2 separate regions of the Homo sapiens genome follow, and region 1 is linked to region 2. The links are chromatin loops, found by intact Hi-C in ENCODE. Cell type or tissue: OCI-LY7. All regions are shown on one strand.

The links. A loop is a pair of places that touch in the nucleus more often than their neighbours do. Peaks named below come from ENCODE experiments on the same cell type or tissue, not always from the same donor. Only the 100,000 strongest peaks of a DNase experiment are listed, where the experiment ranks them.
Region 1: a loop joins it to region 2, with 1.8 times the contacts of the local background. A loop is called at or near these places in 2 of 110 quality-filtered maps.

Annotation. Positions count from the first base shown.
Region 1 is chr5:50,556,146-50,564,145 of GRCh38, reverse strand. No RefSeq gene overlaps it. Among named protein-coding and RNA genes, the nearest start is that of PARP8, 110 kb to the left of the region's middle. In OCI-LY7, no CTCF peak of the experiment used is centred here; a DNase peak (open chromatin) is centred at 3,965.
Region 2 is chr5:50,608,788-50,616,787 of GRCh38, reverse strand. No RefSeq gene overlaps it. Among named protein-coding and RNA genes, the nearest start is that of PARP8, 54 kb to the left of the region's middle. In OCI-LY7, no CTCF peak of the experiment used is centred here; a DNase peak (open chromatin) is centred at 3,547; H3K27ac peaks cover 1,037 bases.

The sequences.
Region 1 (8,000 bases), 53 kb after region 2:
GTTTCATTTGGCAGAACTTTGACTCTTTGCAAATATGTGAACCAAGGTTTTCTTCAAATCACTGAAGAAGTTTCCCAGAGTCCCCACAAGTATACAAGTTCTTTAAAGAGACATACTTTGAAGTCTCACTTATTGAGCATACAACTTCTAAACTTACCTGGTTTCACCTCTTGCAAAAGATTAAAAACCAAAATAATGAAAAGTATAGTTTGAGCATCACTAATCCCAAAAATCTGGAATCCAAAATGCTTCAAGATCTGTATCTGTTTGAGCACTGACATGTTGCCGCAAGTGGAAAATTCCACACTGGATCTCATACAATGAGTTGCATGTATTACTAAAAACATTGTATAAAATTACCTTTAGGCTATATGTATACAGTGCATATAAAACATAAATAAATTTTGTGTTTGGACTTGGGTCCCAACCCCAAGATATCTCATTATGTATATGCAAATACTTCCAAATCTTAAAAAAAAAAAAAGAAATTTGAAACACTTCTGGTCCCAAGCATTTTGGATAGAGAATACTCAACCTGGATTAGAAGTCTCAACCTGCGTTAGAGCTCAATCTGTGCACCTCAGTGCCATAGAAGTTGGTGGATTTCTATAGGAGGAAGAAACATAAAATCTAAAATATAGTTTAATAACTATATTTTAAATATAATATAAATTTAAAACATAATCTAATATATTTTATATAAAATGTAAGTTTATATTTATAAATTATAAATATAAAAATTAAATATAGACATAAATTTATATTTTATAAACATAAAAATATAAATATATTAATAAAATAAATATATAATAATATAAATTTAAAATATAGTTTACTAAAATAAACTTTAATAGTGGCTATTCAGAAAAAAATCATCAAGACAATATAAATGTATTGATTACTCTTGGTTTAAAAATGCAAAAATGAGATAACTTTAATGATAATGATCCCATCTAACATTACTAAAACTCTATAAGGGAAGGGACTGTGTTCTCTGTTGTAGCTCAGGGATAGCTCAGTGCCTGGGCAAACACAAGTGGCTAGAATTTATATTTATAGAATGAAAGATAAAATAAACAGTGTTGCATCTTGAGACTGCAAGCGTTAGTTATCTGGAAAATTTACTTATATGTATGATGCAAATCTCAGTTCTTGACTGTTTGTTTACTTGTATTTCTGTAAGAAGTAGTTTATTCGTGGAATATCAACAGTGAAAAGTTGTTTTACTAAGGTTTATATGCCATTATTTCTTTGTAGTTTCTTTCATTTACTGAGTACACACAGTACAAATGCACACAGTATAAAATTCTAGTGCTCCTTCCATAAAGTTTCCTAACCACCCACTGCTTTCCTTAGGGGCAAACACAATTCCTTGGTATTTTTGATCCATTCCTAACTACTAGTAAATGCAAGCAAAATTTAACTTTATTTCATTTATTATTGCTTAGTGGATGTTGCTCTAAAATAAAAGCAGCTTTTCTTTTTTATGATGTAAACTTGTTGTAATTAGAATAATTTGCATCCCACAGATGAAAGGCTGTCCAAAAGTCAATGATCCAGAAGTATTCTTTGAACATTAAAGTAAAAATCTGAATTGTTGTATTTTATTACTCCTTGATGAAATTGGACTTGGCAGGAGCAGAGTCCGGATTAATGCCAAGTTTATTCCCAGAGTTTGCAACCAGAGAGCAGGCTGTACCAAAAATCAAGGAGGCAACTTCTTGCAAGAGCACTGGGCCAGAGCTGGGCATTGCTAAGGGCTGGACAGAAGAAGGGAACTAACATTTATTCATCAGTAATAATCAATATAATGTGTTATAAGGATTCCTGGACCTTGGCTCAAGACACCGGAGAGTTCCCTGACTTTCTTTCTGAAGACCTGCTTTATCTTAAGAAATTGCCTTAGTTTCTCTGGGAGATGCTATCTTACCTATAAAATAAATGTTCAAAGATGTCTTGCAAGACTAATATTCTATAATTTCCAAAAAGGCTGGACATAGGTTGTCTTAGCAATTACAACACTTCTTCATTGACTATCAAGTGTCATAGAATCTAAAGTATTACTATTTTGTTTGGACACAGGATCAATGAGGCTTTTGTTTTGTTTTTTGTTTGTTTGTTTGTTTAGAGACAGGGTCTCACTCTGTCACCCAGTCTGGAATGCAGTGGTGCAGTCATAGCTGATTGAAGCCTCAAACTCCCAGGCTAAGCTATTTTTCTGCCTCAGCCTTCTGAGTAGCTAGGACTATAGGCACAAACCATTGTGTCCGGATTTTGTTTTTTAATTTTTTATAGACACTGTGTCTCACAATGTTACCCAGGATTTCATGAACTCCTAGTCTCAAGTGATCCTCTTGCTTTGGCCTTCTGAAGCACTGGGATTACATGCATGAGCCACTGTGCCCGGCCCTACAAGGTTTTAAAGTGATGTTGAACATACGCATGACTACAAACACAGCCAACTCAAAGCTGGAGAATGTATCACACTCCCTGGTTTCCACTTAACCTCCAAAATATAGGATTCTAAATGTATGCTTCCATGATTTCTACATCTAGGCTTTCACCAAAGTCAGGTGATTTGATGTGTACATCCTACTTTTTGGCTCCCCAGAAGTTTGTTATACTTTGTGTGACTCTAAGTATATATATCTGCATGTGTAGACTTTTTTTTCTTTGCCACAGTCGGGAGCAACGGTGTCTTCTTGGATGGTATCCTCTAATGTTGGGAAGCAGTAGATTAAAAAAAGAACTGTATCAGACAAAGCTGTGATTGGAACCTTGTCTCTACCAGTTACCACTTTGATCTAAATCTTGGTTTTCTTCTTCGCAAAATTTAGTAAATAATAGTAACTTTTAAGAGTTGATATAAAGATTAAATGAGATTATCATTTAAAACATTTAGCTCAGCTCCTGACATCAAATAAAACTTTAGTATATTCTTGTTATATTTATTATGATAATGTTCTTGGAGGCCAGGCAATTTTCTCTTTTTTCAATGTGCTTAGAAGTTGTCCCAAGAAATACATTTTGGTTTTCAGTTGGGTAAGAATTTGGTTGTTAGAGTCATACCAGAGAATTTTCATTTACATTAATGTTCCTTTTATTTTATTTTTTTAAGTAGCAGTTTCATTGAGATAACATCCATATATTAAATGATTCACTCATTTGAAGTTTCGATTCAGTGATTTTTTATTGTAGTCACAAAGTTGTATAACCATCACGACAATCAATTTTAGAACATTTTTAAAAAGAAAAAAGAAATCCCATGCCCATTAGCAGTTACACTCCTTTATTTCATTTTGCCTGTAAAAGTGAGAAAAGTGTCATTCTCTTACTTAGACTGCTCTTGGAATAAATAAATGTTGAATTAATGGGTGGTGATAGGAGGTAAGTATATAATGCAAATAAGTTTGAGATCAATACACAAATATTTCAACAAAATAGATACAATAAAATTCATTGAGTTCTTTTCAAATCAGAGTAACAAATTCTATGGAAAGGGAACATAGTATTTTATTTGACAGATAATACTATTATCATATTATCTATTATTCTTTTTGGCAATTGTCACAAAAACATTCATAATTTTTGACTTAGTAATGGTCTTCTGGGAGTACATCCTTAAGAGATACTTAAAATTTGCAAAAAGATTTTTGCAAGAGTTAGGCTTATGATTAGGACATAAAAAGACATGAAAGATCTTCCTTCACTCCCACTGAAACGATGTTACCCAATAAACCAAACCTTTCATTCTTTTGTTTAAAAACACCATTTTGTAAAAATTCTGTTGCACAGGTACAAATAAATGTAAAAGAACTAAATTACTTCAGAGAGACAAAATATTTGTAGGTAAGCAATAGATGGAGAACATTTCACCTGGTGCAGTTGCTGAGGCTAGGTCAGCATAGGTAAAAAAGCAAACTTCCAAACCAAAGATAATCTTTGCTTTGAGGAAGAGAAACCTGCTTTGAACCTCTGAGCTGGTATGAAGGCTTTACATATGACAAAGCTTCAATGCAAAGAAAATGCACTTCCCCAAATAATCCTCTTACATGAGTATTTTACTGAGTGATCAAATATTGGGGTCAGGCCTGTAAAGGGAAGGATTTTATATTACCTTGCGATTTCATATTTAAAAGTCTCTTATTTTCATTGTTTTCTGAATTCAGAAATCTTGGGGTTGGTCTTCAAGACACAAAGTTGCATGGTCTCACTGTGCTGCAGTCCTGCAAAACAGTGACAGGACACGGGACACCTGAAACTGTCGTATATTGCTTTTCGAATGTAAAATGCTACAAGTACTTTGGAAAACGGCTTAGCAGTTTGTTATAAAATTAAACATACACCTGCTCTAGAACCCAGCAATTCCACTCTTATTTGCCCAAGAGAAATGAAAATCTATGTCTGCAAAAAAGACTTGTGGAAGAATGCAGCTTTATTCTTCTCCAGTGTCCCCAAAGTGAAAAGAACCCAAATGTCCTTTAACACATGAAGAGGTAAACGAATTCATCAGTGGAATACTATTCAGCAATAAAGAAAAACTACTGATACATATGACAACATGCACAAATCTCAAAAAATATTATGTTGAGCCTAAGAAGACAGACATGAAAACTTATACTGTATGATTCATTCACATTTCATTTTAGAACAGGACAAACTAATATGTGGTGATGGAACATTGACAAGTGGTTGCCTTGGGATAGAGAGTGGGGAGGAGAGTGGGGTTAACTGCAAAGGTGCTCAAGAGAATTTCCTAAGGTGATAAAACTTTTCTATCTCTGTATTGGTGGCTATATGGAAGTGTGCATTTGTCAAAACTTATTGACTCATACAATTAAAATTGGTATACTTTATTATATATAAATTAATCTCAATAAAATTAACTTTTAAAAAGTTACAAATTCATATAAGTCTTCTAAACAGTAATTTGCTGAAAACTATTAATTTATGTGTTCCTTAATACAGAAAAACAACCCAATAAAGAAACTGGAACAAGCTATATAAATACTAGCAGCTGGGCAATGGCATAGCCAAATTATGATACCTTAGTGTTCAATAACATTATTCAGGGAAGTTGAATTACTAACACCATGTAGTAATATGGCAAATGTTTAGGATATCAACATAAACATTTAACTAGACTAAAAACTAGAATTTTATTGATTTCTGACATTGAGATTAATGGGACTCATAAATTTAAGCTCTACAACCATGGGAAAAAATCAGTCATTAGTTTTAGTTGATTCTCTACTTACTGATAATGTATAACCAAAATAACAATAATAACTAGAAATTACAATGTCAGCAAAACTAAGGTAGTAGAATAGATCAAGCATGTTTGGCTTAAGTGATTACATTTGTAAAAGTTAATTGTCATTCTTTTTCAGTAAGAGTAATAAAAGCTTTGTGGAAATTTGGCCTGTTAAAAATTCTCATTTCTAGCCTTATTGTAAATATTAATATTTGTAAATATTTTTCTAGTTTATTATATTACTAAGTAAATCATACAGCATAATGTTTATATATTTGTGTTTTCTGTATAAATGATAGTATTATTAAAATTTAACAAGCTCTTCAGACTGTATATTTTATTAATATATTAGTTTATGTTTATTTCCAAGTTTAGCAACAGCCAATACTTGTGAAGAAATATAATATATTACCGTTTCTGACCAAGTTCTAATATTACAATTAAACATTAGTGAGAACAAAACAGAATCCTACAACTTGGAACAAATTCATTTCTCACTTATAGACTATTTCTAGGTAGAAAATTCCAAAACCCCCAAAACATTTAAGGGAAAAATACAGAAAATACATGTCAGGTTGCTAGAAACCATCAACTTATTATCATAAGACCTCTGCTTCTTTGTATAAAACTGTAAAAGATAGACTTGCATTTCATTCTTATTTGGTATGGAATAAAATATCATGAAAAACAGCAGTGATATTTTAGCATGCAAAAATACTCAGTAGCAATTCACGTGTTCAATATTCTTCTTACCCTCAGAAAATTAACCAGTACTGATTTCAGTTGTGTTTGTACCTGTAAACCGTGCTGAACAATGACTTCATGCTGTGCTTGTAAAGCAGCTATAAGTGAGACAGGATAATATATGTGAGCTTGATTTACATTTTGGCATTCAAGGGCACAAGATAAAGAATAACTGAGATTTGGACTATTGTGGGAAGTCTCCAGAGTGGTCAGTGATCAAGTAAAGTGAGGCTCAGGATTATTTTTTTATGCATGGTGAAGGGTGCAGCTGAATTGTGTCACTGCAGCAACATTTAATAAGTAAAGGTAAAGTCATTTGGTAAAGTACTGTATTAGATGTCAGATCAAATCTAAGATAGCCACTACCATGATGAGAGAGAGAGAGAAAGGTAATATTTTTTTTTTGCTCAAACTAGAGCTTTCTCAAATCTAAGGTTGCTTTCTCAATGTAGCCATTTAGAAAGCCATCTAGAATGTTCAGAGTTTAAAAAAACAGACAACTGACAGTTTTTTATTCCTCCCAATGCATTGTCTACAAAACTCACTCTCACTGTAAGTCATGTCAGATGAGACTGGGCGTGTTTGGGGTGGTGTGGCTATAGACTAGAAGTTCTGACAGTGCCCCACATAACAAATGTCTCCACAACTGAAGAATCACTATTAACTGAATTACTCGAACATCTATTCTTAGTTACAAGATTCCCAGGTACAATCTTCTATTTTGCTTTGGGAAAATAAGTGTTTTCCATGAGTATGTTCAACTGGCAAGTGAAAGAAAGGATCAATAATAACATACATATAGTAAAGTAGATACTTTTCTTTGACATGGCAGAATTTCATGAGGAGCTGAGGTTTTAGGATTAAGCTTTCAAAGTAAGTCTATTTTTGTTGTTAAATACGACTGTTAATACATTGTATGTGGTTTACAGAAATGCAAATGGATCTATTAAACATGATGGGTTTCTCTGCAATGGAGAAGTCTCTGCAGACAACATAACAGTCAGAGTTTCACATTAAAGTCAAGACCCAGGCATGATTATTTATATATTTAGCAAATAGTGAGTAACTGCTGGAATTGTTAGTATACCACAAGGGCCATGGAGAATAAAATCAGTCATGTTTCCTACTTTCATTGAACTCATAGTCTAATGGGAGAAGACAAATGTTAATAAAATAATTATAAAAATAAGCATGTAATTAACAATCTTGAGATAATGGAAGGGTGAGCATTTTAAGAATGTGAGAGTAGATGTGAATGAGCAGGTATGAGTTTTCTGAGGAACTAATGGTATGAACTGAGGTTTGAAGAATGAGTGGGAAGACCTAGGCAAGGAGAGGTGTCCTAAGGTGAGATAAATGCCAGTGCCCAGGACCTGGGGCAACAGAACATAAAGTATTCAAGAAGCTGAAAGTCCAGAGAGGCTGGAGCTCAGTGTGAAGGGTTGAGTGAAACCTGATGATTAACCAAGCAGGGAGAAGAGCTTGCAGGGTCTGGTAGCCCACATCAAGGGATTTTATCCTAAAACTCATAGGTAAATATTAAAGGGTTTTAAGGAGGAGAAGAGCATGGTCATATGCTGAAAAGATTTTTGTATCAGAATAGAGGAGTTGTCAGCTGTCAGTGTATCAGACTAGAGGCATCAGAGGGGTTGTCAATTGGCAGGGTGGAAAATAGTATTAAGTTGGTGCAAAAGTGATTGCCGTTTCTGCCGTACTATTAATGGCGAAAACTGCAGTTACTTTTACATCACTATATTACTTTGACTAGGGTGATGGCATTGGAAATGGAGAGATAAATGGATTTGGAATACATTTAGGAGGCATAGTTAATAGAGTTGGGGAAAAGATTCGGTATGAGAGCTGAAAGAAAGTACAAGGGGTGGGTGAAAAGAGACTCTTAGGTTCCTGGCTTGTGAAATTGGAGGGATGGTGGTGCCAATTACTAAGCTAGTGAATCCCGAAAGAGGACAAGATGGTAAGTTCAGCTTTTGCTTTTTGTTGT
Region 2 (8,000 bases):
AAGACAATAAACATCCTTACAATGCTAGCCAATGTTTATTATTGCTTTCTATGTGTGAGGAATTGTGTTAAGCACTTAAAAAGATGTCATCACTCATAATTATCATAACACCTGAAGAAGTAGGTGGTGTGATTTTCTCCAATTTAGATATTATAGGAACTGAAACAACTTGCCCACTAAACAGGCAATTGAAAGAGATAGGATTTCTATAGAAAATTCCCAGATCCACAGGTAGTGTTCCTATTCACATCATCAGTGTTCCCTTAGTGGTTTTGATATTACACCTAATACTATTTACTACACAATTAAAGCATCCACCCTATCATGGGATTTACTCTCAAGAATAGAGCACTGAGCGTGATAAATAGTATCCACTTTGGAATGCATGTTTCTATCCAGCTACTTAATATGATATAAGTTCATTGGACATTAAGGCCAGATTTCTTGACATGCTTTACCCTCAAATTAACAAGTTTGGCTCATTCAATTGTGGACCTTTAACCCTTAGGCCAGATAGTATATGAGTCCTAGAGTAGTGGAAAAAGGTAACTGAATTTACAAAATTTGACTCATCAAATTCTGTAATAATTCAATATATTGAGGAAACTTTAGGTGCATAGTAAAATTATAATTTCATATTGTTGCACAGACTCAGGCAGATGAAAGAGACTCCAATAGTGCTCATGTAGCACCCAGACAGTCAGTTGATCGTCTCTGTGCTGAAAGGATTTAAGAGTGAAGAATTTGCTCCAATGTATTTTTCAATATCTCATTGTTTTAAAATAATATTTGAAATAATACCTAGGAATCCAACTTACAAGGGATGTGAAGGACCTCTTCAAGGAGAAATACAAACCACTGCTCAAGGAAATGAAAGAGGACACAAACAAATGGAAGAACATTCCATGCTCATGGATAGGAAGAATCAATATCATGAAAATGGCCATACTGCCCAAGGTAATTTATAGATTCAATGCCATCCCCATGAAGCTACCAATGACTTTCTTCACAGAATTAGAAAAAACTACTTTAAAGTTCATATGGAACCAAAAAAAGAGCCTGCACTGCCAAGTCAATCCTAAGCAAAAAGAACAAAGCTGGAGGCATCATGTTACCTGACTTCAAACTATACTACAAGGCTACAGTAACCAAAACAGCATTGTACTGGTACCAAAACAGAGATATAGATCAATGGAACAGAACAGAGACCTCAGAAATAATACCACACATCTACAACCATCTGATCTTTGACAAACCTGACAAAAACAAGCAATGGGGAAAGGATTCCCTATTTAATAAATGGTGCTGGGAAAACTGGCTAGCCATATGTAGAAAGCTGAAACTGGATCTTACACCTTATACAAAAATTCATTCAAGATGGATTAAAGACTTGAATGTTAGACCTAAAACCATAAAAACCCTAGAAGAAAACCTAGGCAATACCATTCAGGACATAGGCATGGGCAAGGACTTCATATCTAAAACACCAAAAGCAATGGCAACTAAAGCCAAAATTGACAAATGGGATCTAATTAAACTAAAGAGCTTCTGCACAGCAAAAGAAACTACCATCAGAGTGAACATGCAACCTACAGAATGGGAGAAAATGTTTGCAATCTACTCATCCGACAAAGGGCTAATATCCGGAATCTACAAAGAACTCCAACAAATTTACAAGAAAAAAGCAAACAACCCCATCAAAATGTGGGCGAAGGATATGAACAGACACTTCTCAAAAGAAGACATCTGTGCAGCCAAAAAACACATGAAAAAATGCTCATCATCACTGGCCATCAGAGAAATGCAAATCAAAACCACAATGAGATACCATCTCACACCACTTAGAATGGCGATCATTAAAAAGTCAGGAAACAACAGGTGCTGGAGAGGATGTGGAGAAATAAGAACACTTTTACACTGTTGGTGGGACTGTAAACTAGTTCAACCATTGTGGAAGACAGTGTGGCGATTCCTCAAGGATCTAGAACTAGAAATACCATTTGACCTAGCCATCCCATTACTGGGTATATACCTAAAGGATTATTCATCATGCTGCTATAAAGACACATGCACACATATGTTTATTGCAGCACTATTCCCAATAGCAAAGACTTGGAACCAACCCAAATGTCCATCAATGATAGACTGGATTAAGAAAATGTGGCACATATACACCATGGAATACCATGCAGCCATAAAAAATGATGAGTTCATGTCCTTTGTAGGGACATGGATGAAGCTGGAAACCATCATTCTCAGGAAACTATTGCAAGGACAAAAAACCAAACACCGCATGTTCTCACTCATAGGTGGGAATTGAACAATGAGAACACATGGGCACAGGAAAGGGAACATCACACACTGGGGCCTGTTGTGGGGTCGGAGGCTGGGGGAGGGATAGCATTAGGAGATATACCTAATGTAAATGATGAGTTAATGGGTGCAGCACACCAGCATGGCACATGTATGAATATGTAACAAACCTGCACGTTGTGCACATGTACCCTAGAACTTAAAGTATGATAAAAAACAATTTAAAATATTCTGCAGGCACAGTGACTGTTTTGGCTTCTCTTAATTTACAAGGACCTTTGTCTTATAAGACTCTTTTTTTTAAGAGATGGGAATCTTGCTATGTTGTCCACTCTGGAGTGCAGTGGCTATTCACAGGCTTGATCATTGCATACTACAGTCTTGAACTCCTGGACTCAAGTCTCCCAGTGGCTGGGACTACAGGTGAGTGCCTACCACACCTGGCCTGATTTACAGATTTTTGACATCTATTATAGTTAAATGTATTTTCAGCATTTGCATATTAAAGGAATAATATTGATGCTTAACTTCATTAGTGATCAGGGAATTTCAAACTTAAAAAAATATTTTTTCATCCCTTATAGTATATTTAAAAATTCATTGCTGATAAGGATTCAGGGATGCCAACATTGTACATTGGTAGTGAGAATGTAAATTGGAAACTTTATGTAATCTGGCAGTATTTTTTTAAAAATCCTTTTGAACTTGCAGTTCTACTTTTGGGACTTGAATTTGTGGAAAGTAAAGCACCCGCGGGAAAGAATATTGTTGCCCCTTGAACAACATAGGGTTAGGGGAGCTGGCCTCCCACACAGTGAAAAATCCGCATACAACTTTTGACTCCGCCCAAACTATGAATAACCTATTGTTGACCAGAAGGCTTATTGATAACGTGTTACATTTAAGATATATTTTGCATGTTATGTGTATTATATACTGTATTCTTACAATAAACTAAGCTACAGAAAAGAAATCATAATCAAGAAAATTGTAAGGAAGAGAAAAATATATGACCCATTCATTAAGTGGAAGTGGATCATCCTAAAGGTCTTCATTATTGTTGTCTTCATGTTGAGTAGGCAGAGGAGGAGGAGGAGCTGGTCCTTCTGTCTTAGGGTAGCAGAAGTGGAAGAGGGGGACGGGATGGAAGGGGAAGCAGAAAAGGCAAGCACACTTGGTGAAACTTTACAAAAATACATCATTATTTCTGTCTATTTTGCTTTTTCATTTCTCTAAAAACATTTCGGTGTAGTACCCATCCGTCTTCCACCATTTGCCTTAGTTTTAGTTCCTGTATCATGGAAGGGTCTATGTCATAAAAGAAGTCAAAAGTAGTCTTGAATAATCAAAACCCTTTTGCCAGATTGTTGAATGCCAATTTGTTTTCTGGCACTGCTTTTCCTATGTCTTCTTCCTCATTATCTGGCACTGGTTAGGAAGTACTCATCTCCATCAAGTCATCTTTTGTTAATTCCTCTGGTGTGGTGTCTATTAGCTCTTAACTTCCTCTGAGATCCATATCTTGCAACCCTTCACTCCACACCTTTTTTTCCCTTCATATCCATACTTCTTTCCAGGGTTTTTTCTTAATTGGGTTTGTCATAATTCTGTAGTTATGCACAACATCTGGACACAAATTGTACTTCTGTCCAGCGGGAACTTATTGTTTTGAGTTTCATGGTTTTCATGACTTTTTCTATATCACCTGATGACATCTTCAAAGGTGTAAGCCTTCCAGACTTCCATGATGTTCTCTCTATTGGAGTTCTCTTTTGTAGTGTTGACAAACCTTTCCATAGAGTGCCATGTGCAGAGCCTTAAAGGTCCTTGTGACTCCCTTATCTAGAGGCTGAATTAGAGATGTGTTTGGGGGAAAAGGAGACCACTTCGGTGCCTTTGGTGTTGGACTCACGGGGTTCTGGGTGGCCAGGGGGCATTTTCCAATTAAACAACAACAAAAAAAATACTTTAAAAAGCAGTCCCTTACTGTCAAGGTACTTCTGACTTCAGGGACAAAGCGCTGATGGAACCAATCCAGAAAAAGCATTCTCATAGTCCAGGCCTTCTTGTTGTACAACCAAAAGACTGGAAACTAGTGTTTCTCTTTTCCCTCTCAAGACTCAGGGGATAGCAGCTTTATAGTTAAGGGCAGCCCTGATCATAAACCCGACTACATTTGCACAAAGCAGTAGAGTTAGCCTATCCCTTCCTGCCTTAAATCTTGGTGCTTGCTTCTCCTCCTTATGAATAAATGTCCTTTGGGGCTTCCCCCTCCCCCCCACCCCAGAATAGGGCACTTTCAGCTGCATTAATACCTGTTCAGGCAGATATCCTTTCTCCTCAATGTTTTTCTTAATGGCATTTGAGAATTCACTTGCTGGCTCTTGGTTGGCAGAAGTTGCTACTCCCATTATCCTGACATTTTTAAAACCAAACCACTTTCTAAAATTATCAAATCATCCTTTGCTGGCATTAAATTCTCCAGCTTTAGATCTTTCACCTTCCTTTTACTTTAAGTTGTCAAATAATGACTTCGCTATTTCTTGAATCAAATAAGAGTCTATAGGTATGTCTTTCTTATAGCAATTCTGTACCCACATAAAAGCTGCATTTTGAACATGAGATAAGAAAAGACAAGGTTTTCATGTCTGTTGGCATGAAATGAGGGCCTTATGAATTTCCCCCCCTTTTTTTAAGGGACCTTACACTGTATTCATTTATTTTGAAATGGCAGGCAGCTGCAGACCTCAATCTATAGGAAGCAATCTAACTTTTTCTCATAATGTCACAACTTTTCTCTGCTTCTTGGGAGCACTCCGAGCATCACTTGTGGCACTTTGTATTGGTCTCATGGTGTTATTCAAGATTTATAGTATTACACTAAGCACAATGAAAAGAGAACTGTGAGAGAACACACTATTTACTTAGATACAGAATTTACTGAAGAGACCAAGTGTTCATGGCAGATACTGGCAACAGGAGCTCACCACAGTAGCAACAGGGGGTGGCTACAAAATTATTATAATAGTACATACACTGGAAAGTAGACATTGAAGAATATTCCAAAAGATGCCAGGGTTGGAGGGGAGTGAGGGTTGAAAAATTATTATTGGGTACGATGTTCACTATTGGGGTGATGAGTACAGTAAAATCTCAGAGTTCACCACTAGCAATATATCCAAATAACAAAACAACCACATAATAAAAGTACGCTTGTACCTAGCACATTTATAAAAATAAAATAAAAATAATTATTCTGGTAGTACAGTATGTGCTACAGTTAATTGTATGCAGTTGTGGTTTAATACAGCATCTTTATGTTTGTTTATGTTTCTCTTGACTGCAAATGGTGACTTGTACGGTTTGTGTGCATACATTTTGATAAGTTTTAACTTTTTGTAATAGATTTGTGTATATTTTATAGTAATAAATGATAAAATAGATTAATATATACATATACTTTATGCATTCATGATGTACATAGCTTTTTCTTAATTTTTTTTTATATTTCTAGGCTATGCAGTTAGTCTGCTAGTTTTTTCAATTGCAATTCTCCAAAACTTTTTCTGATATATTTATTTTTTAAAAAAATATGAGTGTAAGCAGACCTGCACAGTTTAAACCCATGTTGTTCCAAGGTCAACTAAAAAATCTGAAATCTGAAATGCTTCAAAATTGGAAACATTTTGAGCACTGATATGATGCCACAGGTGAAAAATTTCACATATGACCTTATATGACTGGTGACAGCCAAAAGACAGTCAAAATTTTGTTTCTTACACAAAATTTTACAAATGCATAAAATTACCTTCAGGCTACATGTACACTGTATGTAGGGAACGTAAAGAAATTTAGACTTGGGTCTCATTCCTATCACATTATGATATGAAAATATTTCATAATCTGAAAAAATCCAAAATTTACACAATTTTTGGTCCCAAGCATTTCAATATAAGGGATACCGTACTCCAGAATGTTAGAATGTTTATGGCAACTTTGTTTGTAGTACAGGGGGAAAAAAACCATGATGAGTCTCCATCAGTAAAAAGATAGTTTAAAAACTTGTAGAATTTAGTCTTATACATATATTTACACATGCATATATGCACACGTATTATTTTTCTCTATATAGAGAAATTGTGCATTCATTTAAAGTGATATTTCCTCTTTTTGTTAATTGACTTGGAGAAATGTTCATACTGTATTGATAAGTTGGAAAATCAGTTTGTTTACATGAGGTAAAGTGGAAAAGTTAAACTACATTATAAAGTATATTATAGGCTTTTCAAAGGGCAAAAAAGTGTCACCTGAGATGAGGCAATGAAGTGCTCATGGCCATTCATCCCTGTTTTACAACAATAGAAAGAAAAGTTTGGAAAATGATGGATTTCTCAATAAAATTTCAAGGAAGTAGAAATAAATATGTTACTGTACTAATGTACTCATGTCTTCCTAAGAGAAATGGAACTCCAAATTTTTAGAATTTTTGAATAGGAATGACAGAGGAAAGAAAACAGAAGACTAGTGACTCCAGCATTGTCTGAAGCTGAGGACTGGGCTGTGGGTAACCCACAGGTGATATTACTTTAGCCTGAATAATCCAGACCTTATGATGTTTTGGCCTCTGTGTCCAATACTCTTGTAGATTTCTTGTCAGGCCACAATTCTTTGAGTGAGAGTAATTTTTTTTAGTAGGCAAAAATCCCTTGAAAGATCAATCCAGGGACATTTATAATAAGATAAGATTAGAAGGTAGACTTTAGGCTAGGGTTAGGGTTGGGAAAATCAAAACACATTGTTCTCTTTAGAGTGAGAAATTGGTTTATCCCAAACTTTGAAGGATAATATAACCTATAACCCTCTGGTTATGGGAAAGAAGAGACCTACATGTGGCCATCTTGGGAGCAGGGCAGAGAGCAGGCTGGAAGACCTTCTAGGATGGATATGGACTTGTAAAATGCAGTAGTTACAACATTTTCTCAGGGTTACATTTATCTTCCATCATTCCTGAACACTCATGTCATCATGAAATTAGAAGAGCTGATCCAATCCTATTGATAAGGAAAGAGAATCTCCTTTCCCCAAAGCGAGAGAGGTGGTAGCAGCAATAATCAGGTAATGGCCCAGAAGATGGGTGATCATACATATGGCTTGTGTGAGGCTTATGGAAGATAAAACAACCAAAATATTTCAGAAATGTTTATATGTTGTTTACAGTTCTACCACTACAAAGCCTTCTAGAATGTGAGACAGAATGGTGTGATGATTATTCTTAGTATAACCAGATCAAGTAAGATTTCACAGGTGGAGTTAAGAATTAAGAATTTTTTTTTTTTTTTTTTTTTTTTTAGTATTTATTGATCATTCTTGGGTGTTTCTCAGAGAGGGGGATGTGGCAGGGTCATAGGATAATAGTGGAGAGAAGGTCAGCAGATAAACACATGGACAAAGGTCTCTGGTTTTCCTAGGCAGAGGTCCCTGCAGCCTTCGGCCATGTTTGTGTCCATGGGTACTTGACATTAGGGAGTGGTGATGACTCTTAATGAGCATGCTGCCTTCAAGCATCTGTTTAACAAAGCACATCTTGCACTGCCCTTAATCCATTTAACCCTGAGTTGACACAGCACATGTTTCAGAGAGCAGGGGGTTGGGGGTAAGGTTGTAGATTAACAGCATCCCAAGGCAGA